Regions from separate parts of the Homo sapiens genome. Here region 1 is linked to region 2. A link is a contact called in ENCODE Hi-C or POLR2A ChIA-PET data. All regions are on one chromosome and are shown on one strand. Each heading gives the region's core, a stretch centred on a gene start or an enhancer-like site at or near the end of the contact. The rest is flanking DNA. Distances are from core to core; before and after follow the strand shown.

Evidence for each region. A loop is a pair of places that touch in the nucleus more often than their neighbours do. ChIA-PET counts read pairs that join two places held with the same protein, here RNA polymerase II (POLR2A). Pooled maps may share reads with other maps.
Region 1: POLR2A ChIA-PET joins it to region 2 with 18 read pairs in activated CD4-positive, alpha-beta T cell. The contact joins two enhancer-like sites. A Hi-C loop is called at or near these places in 2 of 37 single-sample maps with no recorded cell type and 8 of 50 pooled maps. POLR2A ChIA-PET finds 5 or more read pairs at or near these places in 2 of 52 experiments (activated CD4-positive, alpha-beta T cell and activated naive CD4-positive, alpha-beta T cell).

The regions. Positions count from the first base shown.
Region 1 is chr15:42,181,588-42,188,253 of GRCh38, forward strand. It overlaps VPS39 (VPS39 subunit of HOPS complex), which reads right to left. Exons shown (of 25, transcript NM_015289.5): 6 at 6,171-6,269; 7 at 5,684-5,776; 8 at 2,930-3,113. Among named protein-coding and RNA genes, the nearest start is that of MIR627, 15 kb to the right of the region's middle. Within about 2 kb of position 2,829, at least 2 of the 41 ENCODE cell types and tissues checked have a DNase peak (open chromatin) inside an H3K27ac peak, as active enhancers do.
Region 2 is chr15:41,964,479-41,971,489 of GRCh38, forward strand. All of the region lies in intron 1 of EHD4 (EH domain containing 4), which reads right to left. Among named protein-coding and RNA genes, the nearest start is that of EHD4, 4.6 kb to the right of the region's middle. RefSeq lists enhancers at 3,718-3,767, 5,539-5,758. Within about 2 kb of position 5,418, at least 3 of the 41 ENCODE cell types and tissues checked have a DNase peak (open chromatin) inside an H3K27ac peak, as active enhancers do.

The DNA.
Region 1 (6,666 bases), core at 1,579-4,078, 210 kb after region 2:
TAAAAAAATTAGTAAAAAGCAAACCACTAGATGCATAATTACCACATAGAAATTTAACTTCAAAATATATATTCATAAAAATAATTTCTTAGTGTGTCTAATTTGCTAATATTTCTAATTATCCTTTTTTTTTTTTGAGACAGAGTCTCTCTCTATAGGCCCGGCTGGAATGCAGTGAGTGGTGTGATCACGGCTTACTGCCGCCTCCATCTCCCAGGCTCAAGCAATCCTCCCACCTCAGCCACCCAAGTCCTGGGAATATATGCGTACAGCACGATGCCCAGCTAATTTCTTAAATGTATTTTTTGTAGAGACAGGGTCTCACTATGTTGCCCAGGCTGGTCTCAAACTCCTGGGCTCAAGCAGTCCTCCTGCCTCAGCCTCCCAATGTGCTGGGATTACAGGCATGAGTCGCTGCACTAGTTTAATTATCCATTTTCTGATAAAAAGTTTTTCCTATTATATTTGCAATTTATACTATCAATGAATAGTACAATAAAATTTCAAAGCTATGAGGGAACTCAGAAATGAGTAACTTGAGAACTAAGTTATATTTCTATCATTTTGAACGCTACTGCTATTATACTGATATTTTTCATCTTACCAGAAAAATGAAATTAAAAGCATATTGTTTTATATTGAATTTTTTATTTTATTTTTATGCTGGCCTCATTTTGAAAAGTTAGTACAATTTTCTTTAGTGCTAACTTGTATAACATATGTAAAATTTCTTTCTCCTTTTAAAATCTGTCCCACTTGAATACGTTCTCATTTAATTAAAAAGGTAATCTATAACAGAAACCCCTTTGGTTGTCATATCTTTTGTTGACAATAGAGATGGTCTGGATCTCTTTATATCTCCAAAAGTTGGGAGACTGGCTGGTGTACAGCAGGCATATAAATAATGACTGACCAGGATAATGATGCAATTATTCAGCAAGCATTTTCTTACACGCTCTGATGTTTCAGGCACTGTACTATGTAGTAAGGACTCAAAGTGGATCAAGACATGCATCCAGACCTCACAGAGCTCCTACAGGAACAGAGGAGACAGATCGCTCACGTGTGACAAGTTGCTGTGACAGAGATACCTGAAAGGGTTAGGGAAGCACCAAGAAGTGACTAATCCTGCCTGTGGGTCAAAGGAGACCTCACAGGGCAAGTGCCTCAAAACTTTCTTCAGCAGTAAGACACAGACATGGTTTTGAGAAGCACTGATGAAGGCCCCAGGCACTAACGAAGGTTGGAAGACAGGAACTCTCATCCTGGGAAATCAGAAACACGCTTGACTTTTACATGCCTCTTAAACTCATCTACCAAAGTTCCTCTTCTGAAGGGAAAACAAGGTCGCCTAGAACATCGGGAAAGCCTCTCATAAAGCTCCATAAGCCCCTCAAACTTGTGACTATCCATAATCCTGGGCCTTTTAAAATACTGACCTTTTGATTTCTCTTCCTTCTAGTCTACTTATCTCTAACCACAACCAGAACAATCACCCTAGAACATGATGTGTTTTTTGTTTTTTTTTTTGAGGCGGGAGTCTTGCTCTGTCACCCACGCTGGAGTGCAGTGGCACAATCTCGGCTCACCGCAACTTCCCCCTCCCTTCAAGCAGTTCTCCTGCCTCAACTTCCCAAGTAGCTGGGACCACAGGCACACACTGCCACACTCAGCTAGTTTTTTTTTTTTTTCGTGTTTGAGACGGGGTTTCACCATGTTGCCCAGGCTGATTGTGAACTCCTGAGCTTAGGCAATCTGCCTGCCTCAGCCTCCCAAAGTGCTAGGATTACAGGCGTGAGCCACTGTGCCCGGCCAGAACATGATGCTTTTATCAAGACATTCTACCATTCAGGAATCTACTGGCCTCCCAGACCTTCTCACGGACATCTACCAACTGGCCCTATTTCACTGCTCTGTAATTCAGACCACCTGTATCAAGTCAGGCTCTGTAATACCCTCTCCCAAATCGGCATGTCTTTCTTTGGACTTCTACTCATTTATTGGGCTTTCTGCCTAGATTGAATGGAAATTTTTCTTCAAGCCAGGTTCCAAACTCCCTGCCTGACCTAGTCCATAGTTCAGTCTTACCTATGTAATGAAACTTCTTCCTAATTAAACAACAAACTTCCCTTTCTCTGAACTACTGAATTTTAACTCATCCAATTTAACACCTTAAGCAGTGCCTTGTTTTGTCTCTTTATCCAAGACTGTAACCCTTGTCTCCAGAGACAGGGGTCTTTAAAGACAGAAAGCATGTCAGTACGTCCCACTTCACAGCAGTAACTATTTTAGTAATGCTCACTCTTCCGACTGAAAATAAAATGGGGCAAGAGTGGTTATATGCTTCCAGGCAATTCCATTGTGGAGAGCTGGGAACCTGAAGCAAGCATAAGAACAGAAGCACCTAATGCGTAGAATAGAGGCTGACACCAAAATCACCTAAATGTTGTCTGTGCCTCTAAGCTACAAAAAAAAAAAAAAAAAAAAAGCAACAATAGAAAAACCCTTCAACATGGAATTACTATATCAAAAACCCTTCAATATGGAATTACTCATACTATAGGAATACACAAGGAATTTCCACTAATTTCCAAATGTAGTCTATTTGGCAGAGGACACAATCAAAACTCTTAAAAAAAGGAGGAAGAAAAAAACTAAGAAGTAAAAGATAGCAGTAGATAATCACTTCCTAAAATAAACATTTCTGTTTATATGTTTTCCCCCTCTGGAGTAAAACTCAGCTTCTTGCAAGAACTAGACTATCCCATTTTTAATGACCCTAAAATGTCATCTACTTATAAGAAGGGGAACTGAAAGTGAATGACACAACGTAAACCAGTCTGCTAAAGCTACGAATGGGACTCCGTTCTGCAGGAATGGCACACAACCTCAACCCAAAGTGGGAAACAGCAGCTACTGTTGGTCTCACCCATGGCCACTGGTATGTCCGTCCAGTTCAGGGCACATTTCTGTGTGCAGATCCCTTCCTCATTGAGTACCACGGTGAGATCATCCTGGCCCACAGCCACTTTTCCATCTGCCAGAGGTGCAACTAAGGGCTCCAGCTGTTTTCCTGTTGGAAAGAGCTCTTTGATGGACCCCTTTCCATCCACCTATAGGAAGAAACAGAGTGAGTCACCTAGCATTCCCCAGCCAGAGGTAAGAACACAGGAAAAATCCAGATAGAACCCGAAACCTAGAGAAGCCAATAATATTCCTTGTTTGACATAAGAAAATGTTACAGAGTTTATTATAATAACCGTTGTTATCACAATGTAAAACCCGTTCTCTAATGCAAAGGAAAGCATCTAGCCTGGCAACTGACAATGCCAGGTGCTGGCAAGAATGCAGAGCAACTAGAACTCACATTCACTGCTGGTGGGAATGCAAAATGGTGCAGCTGTTTTGTTTGTTGGTTTCTTACAAAGTTTAAGATACACTTGCCATATGCCCCTTAAAGATACACTTACCATATGCCCCAGCAATCCCATTCCCAGGCATTTGCCCAGGAATGCCAATGTATGTTTACACAAACGCTTGTATGCAAATGTCTTAGATGCTTATTCAAAATTGCTAAAAATTGAAAACAACTTTTTTTTTTTTTTTTTTTGGAGACAGTCTTGCTCTGTCGCCCAGGCTGGAGTGCAGTGGCACAATCTCAGCTCACTGCAACCTCCGCCTCCTGGGTTCAAACAATCCTCCTGCCTCAGCCTCCTGAGTAGCTGGAACTACAGGCGTGTGCCACCACGCCAGGCTAATTTTTTTTTTTGTATTTTTAGTAGAGATGGGGTTTCACCGTGTTAGCCAGGATGGTCTCAATCTCCTGACCTCGTGATCCACCCGCCACGGCCTCCCAAAGTGCTGGGATTAAAGGTGTGAGCCACCGCGCCTGGCCAAAATCAACTTTGTCCATCAACTGATGAATGGATAAACAAACACCTTGCCATAGACTACTATTCAGCCATGAGAAAGAATAAACTATTAACACACACAACAACATGGATAAATCTCCAGTGCATTCTGCTAAGTGAAAGAAGCCAGACTCAAAAGCCTACATATTGTGTCATTCAATTTATATGACATTCTGGAAAAGGCAAAGCTATAGGAGATGAAGAACAGATGAGTGGTTACCAGAGGTCTAGGAACAGAAGGAGAGGCTGACTTCAATATGAGGGAATTTTGGGGGGTGATGGTAGTGTTGTGAATCTCGATTGTGGCATTAGTCACATAAATCTAAGCATTTGTCAAAACACAGAACTGTACACCAAAAAGAATAAATTTTACTGTATGTAAATAAGTAATTTCTGAATAGCCTGGTCCTAAAGCAAGGTTTCCCACCCTGAAGGTGATGTCAGCATCCAAGGCAGTCAGAGAACTGAGAGCCTTAAGTCCAGCTTTTGCTCAGTTCCCTTATTCCTTGTGCGCTCTCTCACCATCTGTAGGCCTACTTGCTATTGAGTCAGTGGCACAGCAGTGACTCCTCCAGGAGTCTGCAACTCTGATGCTGATAAAATCAGGATATTCAAATGACACAAAGATGGAACAAATATATTAACAAGATAACAATGGGGCCAGGCATGGTGGCTGTAATCTCAGCACTTTGGGAGGCTGAGGCAGGAGGGCTGCTTGAGCCCAGGAGTTTAAGACCAGCCTATGCAACATATTGTGACCCCATCTCTACAAAAATACAAAAAAAAAAAAAATACAAAAATTAGCTGAGCATGGTGGTAGGCATCTGGGCTACCTGGGAGGCTGAGGTGGGAGGACTGCTTGAGCCCAGGAGACGGAGGCTGCAGTGAGCCAAGATCCTGCCACTGCACTCCCGCCTGGGTGACAGAGGGGTACCCTGTCTCAAATAAAATAAAATAACCAATGAAGAGCTCACCCAGTGGAAGGTAGAGAGAGAGGCTTCTAGAATTGCCATGTCTGAATTACAAGGGGTGTGAAGCTAAGAGATTTAGATTATTCAATGAAACGAACAGTGTGTCAATCTTTTCTACATATAGTATGCATATTGGAGAAAAACAACGTCATGGATATTTACAACTTACGTTAAGAGAAAACACAGGTCATAAAACAATTGTATAGCATAGTATTTTTACCAATAGGATGGAAGTTCATATACCAAGAAGTTGGCAGTGACTATTTCTGAGTGGGGGGACTATGGTTGATTTGCACTTCCTTTATCTCCTTATCTATATTTTCTGTAATAAACACGTGTAAAAACACGTGGCTTTTGAAATTTAAAAAAATAGTGAGAATCACTTTTAGTACAAACATACAAAAAGATTTGACGGCAGGAGAGGAAACTCAAAGTCTTAAAAATACTTAAGTTTATACTAAAATTAGTTTAAAATTCCTAAGCACTGAAGCCTTAGGATAGCAGTCCATGATGATCCACTGGACAGAGGCAAACAGCCTTCATTATCTGTCCCAATAGTAAAATACACACTGTGGATCATCATTACGTAAAGAACTGAGCGTTGACTCTTGGACTGACTTAAGTTACAAAGATATCCTATTTGTGAAAAATGCTGAGCATGAATGATAACTACACATACAAATAACAAATCCTGTTATGCCAAAAGCTCTACTTAAAGTGGTCGCTTGACCTGGAGTTTGGAGCAGATAATCATCTTCCCCAAGATAAACTAATGATATTTGCAAAATAATAAGATTTTACCCTTATTAGGTAGTAGTCTCTCTTGAAACCCACACAGATAGAATTTTCACACCACGCCATGGACTTGGGCACATCTGGCACACTAAAGTCCCCCTGAAAAAAGAGAGCAAGGATCTGAATGAAATAAATATTTTTTTAAAAAATCATGACTTTCCTGTTATTCTGCAACCTCCATTCTGCAAAACAACCCTCACCCTCATCGGGCACAATTCTACAGGCACAAGGCCAGGAAACTACCCTTAATAAAAATACAAGTCCATGAACTGGACAAAGTACATTTGGAAAAGGTGAAAACCCACTTTGAAATAAACCAATCTATAAAAACACTGTAGAATCATATTACAAGTAGGCATCAACAAGCTCTCATGCACTTCATACCAGAGTATTCATTTGCGTAGAATGACAAGACTGGAGTCCTGAACTTCACTAGAACCGAGCCACTGCAGCAGCTCCCACCCAACCATGGACCAAGGAACAGTGGACTTACCTGCAATTCATGAAATTCCCTGTCCTTCCAGAAATAGAGCTGCAGCTTCTTTTTTACTGCCACACACATCCGTAACACCTCCTCACCGGTCTCTGTGTGCTGGGAGGAGACATGCAGAGCAAATGAAAATACAATGACTCTCTCTAACTGAGTGATAACTAAATTAGAGATTGTCTACCTTGAAATTGCTACTACTCTGAAAATTCCCTGTAACACAGTCATCCTGCCAGGAAAGCTGAGCAGAACACCATTCTCTAAGATGCGCTAAGAAACAAGTGACTGAGGAACACTTCCTCCCGAAGGGTTGCCAGCCAAAGACCACAGCACCAGCAAATCACATGGACATTCACAATTCAGAGGAGAAAATCCTGGGGCAGTCCTTCCCCTATATAACTCCTCCCTCCTTTTTGCTCTTAAATGTTTCTTGCTCCTGGCTGTCAATGCATGCTGGGTTAAGGGTGACCATGTGCCAGTGACATCAAGCCCACTTTTAAGC
Region 2 (7,011 bases), core at 4,168-6,667:
ACCTGTAGTCCCAGCTACTCCAGAGGCTGAGGTGGGAGGATTGCTTGAGCCCAGGAGTTTGAGGCTGCAGTGAGCTATGATGGCATCACTGTACTCCAGCCTGGGCAACAGAGCAAGACCCTATCTAAAACACTTTTTTTTCCTATCAAATTAATTTTAATTAGTTTTACTGGCAGTTTGGTGAATTACTGATCCTCATATTTCTGGTGGGAGTCTAATTTGGAATAACTGTCCTAAAAAAGAAAGATAGATACATAGATTTAGGAATATATATAAGCCTGAAAAAAAAAAAAAATATATATATATATTTTGAGACAAGGCCTCACTCAGTTGCCCAGACTGGAGTTCAGTGGTGCAATCTCAGCTTACTGCAGCCTCGACCACCTGGGCTCAAGTGATCCTCCCACCTCAGCCTCCCAGGTAACTGGGACTACAGGCATGCACCACCATGTCCGGCTAATTTTTGTATTTTTTTTTAGAGATGGGGCTCACCATGTTGCCCAGGCTGATCTTGAACTCCTGGAGTCAAGTGATTTGTCCACCTTGGCCTCCCAAAGTGCTGGGATTACAGGTGTGAGCTGCTGCGCCCAGCCTATTATCTATATTTTTTGAGGCACTAATTTATGCTTAGGCTATTCTAAGAAAAAAACTAGAAATACAAAGATTTATGGCCAAAAATGTTCAGTTCATTGCAACATTATGTATAACAGCATAAAAACAGAAACAACCTAAATGTCCAACCTGTACTATAGATTATGATGTAGTCATTGAAGTTATTTTTGAAGACTATATAATGACATAAGAAAATGCTCATCGTATCATATTAAGCAAAAAAGAACCCCATTTATTAAATTATATTTACACAATCCTCAGTTTTGTAAGCATGAATTCTATGTCTTCATCTAAGTCACTGAGAGAAATGTGAACAGATGGGGTTTGGAACGGATGGAAGGTTCAGCAAAGTCAGCCTCCCTTTTCTGGGTTGAGGCTAGCCCTCTTCCATTCCTCCATTAACTGAACCTTCATCTGGCAATGGTTCCCAAATGTTTCCTAGGGGAGGGCACATAAGAATTACTGTGAGAGATGGTTTAGAAAAACAAAAACAGATTTTGGAGCCTGACCCACAGAGATTTCGACTCAGGAGGTCTGAGGTGGGGCCCTGGAATCCGTGTCAAAAGGCCTCCAAGTGATTCTGATGCACAGCCACGTGCAGAAGGAACCACGGCCTTCTGGTTCGAGGTTTTGAAAAGGACATTGAACACCTTTTGTAAGTCAGCTTCTGAATGTGAGTTAGGGAAGATAATGTCAGGATGGAAAAAGCCTTCCCCCTCCTACATTTCTCCAAATACTCTGTTGCTGCTTGTCAGGTGGATGATGTGACAACTGGCCCAGCTGCTGGCCTGCAGCGCTTCCCTGCTCGGACTGCAGCTGCCAGCGCTCCCCTGCCCACCCCCCGCCCCACCTACTCACCTCCTGCCTACCCCCACCACCCCACCCAGCCCCGCCTACCCTGCAGCTCCTTGCCCTGCTCTTCAGGACTTTTGCTCCAAGTCTTGCCTCCTCTTTGTCTTCTGAGATGCCAGCTGCTCCCTCTCCATGGCTTCCCTTCTGTCCACTTTTCATTCTGCTGAGGTTGTGCTTGTCTTTACCCAAACCCCTGTGATGCTTGTGGCCAGGCCTCCTTCCCCCAGGCCTAGCTGCTGAGAATTTGACGCCTCACATCCCACTCATTCCTCAACCCGCGCCATCTGGCTTCCTTCACCACCACTCACAGGCACACCTCTTGGCAAGGTCACCTGGCTCCCAAAGGCTAATCTACTGGTTCTGTTTCAGTCCTTTTCCTGGAAGCATCTGACACTACTGACCACCACCTCTCTCCCTGGCTTTTGTGGGGGTCATCGTTGCTTTACTTGCCTCGTATCCCCTTTTCTTGGTAGCAGCATCCTCAGGAGCTGCCTTCCCCAGCTCTCAGGCCACGTGGTTGGTGGGGCTGACCTCCCCACTCCCCACATTTCATGCCCCTGCCCCTAAGGATTGGTTCAGGGATGGGCATATGGTCAGGGTCAAACCAATGAGACTCAAGCCTGAGACTTTTACTGGGGCTGCTGAGCCAGCAGAATTCGAGGCTGGAAATGGAGGTGGCCGCCTGCCCACCCCTGAGAAGGAACACAACATGAGGAGGGCCACAGAGCCAACAGAGTCCTGGTGTGTCTCCTGCAGTCCTGGGCCAAGCCTGAAGCTTGCACATCCTGGTCTGATGGGTTTCAGGAAAACGTTCTTATCTTTTTATCTAAGCTAGCTTTGGTTGGATTTCTGTCACTTGCAACCTAAAGAGATCTGAGACAGCACTGAGCCACTACCCTCCCAGGCAATTACCCACCTCTTTGGTACTTTCCCCGGAGGGTCTCCACAAGCTCTGCTTCCTCTCACTTAAGAGTCCTGTGCAAGGACTTCTACTTCCCAGATGCTGGCTACTAAATGCTGACACTCCCAAGTCAACAGACCAGCCCAGATATCTCCCTGAGCTCCAGACCCATGTCTTACCCCTCATGGACATCGCCACCTTGGTGTCCACTCAAACATGACAGGTCTAAATCTAAACTTATCATTATGCCCCATCCTTCCTCTTCTTGGATCCCCATCTCAGTGAACAGCTGTACTCCCCAGTTACCCCAGAAACCGAGGCCTCATGGGTGACACCTCCCCACCCTCACTCCCTGGCCCTCTTTGGGCAGCTAATTCTCTGCTCATTCCTCAGGGCTCAGCTTTTAGGCTGCATTCTCAGGGAGGCAGCCTTTTCCAACCCGCAAGCCTGAATGAGGGGGTCCCTCCTATGCCCCCAGCCACCCTGTGTTTCTAGTGTTACAGCCCTTGTCACTCAGAGCTGTGGCCTGTTGACTCTCTTCTGTGATGGCTGGCCCCAACCCTGAAATCAAGATCATTTGAATAAATGAACACTAGCATCTGTAGGTGTGATCTTATATTGTATATTGAAAATATAGTCTAATTTTCTGTAAAAATTAAATATCTCAATATTTTAGAGAGATCTGTAAAGGGTATAATATTTGGAACAGAAGATTGATTTTCAGGAGCCCCAGTATCTGGATGAGTGTGAGAACCACTAAATAGGACCCATAGTTTTTCTGTGTGAGATTTTATTTTTTTAAAAATAGATGAACCAGGCTGCCTATTAGTGAATGCCTTCACTTCCCTTTTCCTTAATTACTGAGTCTAGAAACTTATCAAGGGAATGAAGCAGGCCTTTGTTCCTATTCAGAATCCATTTCCCTGCTTTTTTGAAAATGAGAACATCTGCCTGCTTCCAGTGTTCCAATACTTTTCATATTCTTCACAATTTCTTAAAAGCCACCAAATACAGTTCTTTGAGCAGAAATGCAAGTTCTTTCATCCATGTGTCCGGCCAGAGATTTCCTGAACCTCGCCTGTGGCAGGCCCTGGGAGAGCTCCTCAGCCTGTGGTTTTAATCCCCTCTTGAACACAGCTGGGCTCCCTTCTGCCATCTCTGGGGCATTTTCTTTGAGGAAAAGGAGGAAGCTGAGTAGTTCTGCTTTCTGTTAATATTGCAGCAAGAGCCCATGAGTGGGCCGATCACTTCCTGATTCTTGTTCTTGTTCTAATCATACCTTAAAAGGCTTTTTTAATGTCCAAGGCACTTTTACCTTCTCAGCCCACTCCAGCTTCTTGATCCTTCATACCGCCCATAAACCTTGTCTGCACCCTTGCACATGCACCCCTGCCCCTTTTTTCCCCTATTAAATACTATAGTTAAATGTTAATATCTAAAGTTTTTAAACACAATTACGGTATCAAGCATTTTATTAAAAATTTTTATCATACTTTGATTTTACCAACTTGAGTGTTATGAACAATGAACATGTTTATACATTGACAAGAATACTCATACAGGGATTGTGGGATGGCTACTTTCACTCCCTTTTCCCTCATCTTTACTCCTTTTTTTTTTTTTTTTTGTAGAGATGGGGTCTCACTATGTTGCCCAGGGTGGTCTTGAACTCCTGAGCTCAAACGATCCACCTACCTCAGTCTCCCAAAGTGTTAGGATTACAGGTGTGAGCCACTGCACCTGGCCCCTCATCTTTACTCTTTAGTTCCTTTGCCCTTGGGTTCTTCTAGCTTATTTCTACTTTGTTTTCTTTCTGGCATCCATTTCTATTTTAAATTATTACACATAGATGCAGAAATTACTTGGCTGGCGCTAGTTGCAGAATCATGAAAATTAAATCACATGATGCTTAGTGTTGAAAGACTGAATTGTTTTGGTTTTTTATTGAGATATAATTCATATACCAGAAAATTTATTCTTTTACAGGGTGCACTCCTTTAGTATATTCACAAAGTTGTGCAACCAATATCATTATCCAATTTCAGAACATTTTCATCACATCAAAGAGAAACTCCACGCCCACTAACAGTCATTCTCTATTTCGTTTGCATGCGGCTATCCAGTTGTCCTAGCACCATTTGTTGAACTATAGTTTCCCCCATTGTTCTAATAGTTTTTAAGTGGTTTCTTAGGATTCTCTACATAGAAGATCATGTCATCTGCAAAGAGTTTTACTTTTTTCTCTCCAGTCTGGGAGTTTATTTCTTTTCTTGCCTTATTTCCCTGCTCTCTACCCTTTTAAAGCCTATATAGTTTCTTGAGTGACTTCCCTCTTTTTTCCTCATTAGAATAAGTTTTCTGGGGAGAGGGAACAGAGCATATGAAGGGAGAAAGTGGAGCTCTTAAAAATGTGTAGTTTGGGATGGGGCGCGGTGGCTCACGCCTGTAATCCCAGCACTTTGGGAGGCCAAGGCGGGCAAATCACCTGAGGTCGGGAGTTTGAGACCAGCCTGACCAACATGGAAAAACCCCATCTCTACTAAAAATACAAAATTAGCCAGGCGTGGTGGCACATGCCTGTAATCCCAGCTACTCGGGAGGCTGAGACAGAAGAATTGCTTGAACCCGGGAGGGGGAGGTTGCGGTGAGCCGAGATCATGCCATGGCACTCCAGCCTGGGCAACAACAGCGAAACTGTCTCAAAAAAAAAAAATTGTGTAGTTTGCATTCATTTCAAATGGACTTCATACTTTTTCAGTGGAAATGTCTTCCTTCACAGCACCTGGGGCCAGGGATTTTCTGGAGGAATCTTTGAAATCTGTTTTCCTCAAGTTTTGGACACAAGCCTGGGTGAGCTCCATATCCATCCTTCCTCGGCTAGTACAGAGTCTAAGATGACATGGTCACTTTCCCCCATGCCCATCTCCCCTCCTTCTCTGGCCAATTCTTTATTGCCAGTCAAAGGCAGAAGAGCCAACAGCAATAAGAGAAGATTCCCACCATGTCAGCACAGGTTCTGTGTCATCAGTGACCTCTTGGAATGTGCAGGAAGCCAGGGAGATAAGAATCTATGGCTATGTAGATTAGGTACACCCCACAGCCAAGTATGAGCTTCTAGGGCCCAATCGCTAGAAGCAAACAACCCAGACCACTAACCAGGCTCTAACTAAGGCAGGATCCAGGATGCTCAGCACCCTGGGCCAACCCTTCCGCTCAAGATGAATCCATGGTTCATTTACAGTGTCTGGGGTGATATTTAATTCCAAGTTCACAAGTCTCCAGGGTAGCTGCCCTTTTGTTTGGGGATTTCCTCCCGGGTGCTAAATCACTTCCTCCTAGCTCCAATCTGAAAAGCAATTCAGGTCTCCTGTGGCCTCACCAAGCTTCCTGCCCACACTGATTTTCTTCTAACCTCACTGGTCTACCTTGTGTACATCACCTAACAACAAAGCCACTTAGCTCAAGGAAAGCCTCAAGAACAAATGGCTTCCTAATAAGGTGATTCCTCCCTCACCCTAGGGTGGCCCACAGCTCCAGCACCTGCTGAGAGGTGGCCAATTTGGATGAGGTAGCTGCCAGGAATCAAATCTCAGAACCCTTCATAAAACTGCGCTTAGCTATTCCACAAATTTCTCCAAATAATGAAACAGAGAGAAGAGTGAGAATATAATGAGAGAGAAATCTGGAAAAATACAAAAGATAAATTCATGTTCCTGTGAGTTGTATTCATCTTCCTGGGAGTTGATAATCAGGCTGGCTAGCTATCCAGTCTATGGGAGCAGAGAGAGGGCTGCATTATCTCCAGGTTGGCACAGCATCTAGCAGGGGCTCCCTGATGACACCTGGGCACAACAAGGACCTCACAGCAAAGACAAACAGGAGGAAATGCCTAGGGTGTGGGGACATGCCACCACTAAATTACAAAAATATATGCCTTTCTTCTTTGTATGTTTCAACAGTACCGCTTCCCACTCTTGTACCACTTGGCCATAACACTTTATTATCCCTAGTACCTAAAAACTAGACAGTATTACTGAGACCTTAAATGTGACATTTGTCATCTTTCAAGGTGCCAGTTACTGTAATACAGCTATGGTTCATTTTGAGTGTCTGGGTGACGGTGACATATTTAATTCTATTTTTGTCTTGTCCATAAGCACCAAATAAAGCAATTTTGAAATTACTTTCTTCACACTCAATTTATTATCTAGAACGACATTTCAATACACAGTATATTTGTTTTGTGGAATTCATTCGCAGTGTATCTGGAGGCCTGGATTTAACATATTTCCTGTAGTGATAGCTACTCTATTTGTAGGAACTATTTAGGTCACTGGAGTGGAGAAAAAGAGGTCGCTACTTAACAGAAATGGCATGTATCCAAATATAGATGCAGTTTTCTCAACACCTGTTGCACATCAAATGATGAAGAGATTGTTACAATTTCCAAAACCCTGGACCAAAACCTTAAATGATCAGCACTTTGTTTCAACTGATACACGGCTTAAGTCAGAAAAATAAGTTCTTCTTACCAAAAACAGTGAGCCTAAATATGCTGGCTGCTTTAGAAATAAAACAGGTGATCAACAAAGCAATCTGTTTCTGTCTAAATAATTTCCCAGCAAAAGTCACTTCTTTTGAAACTA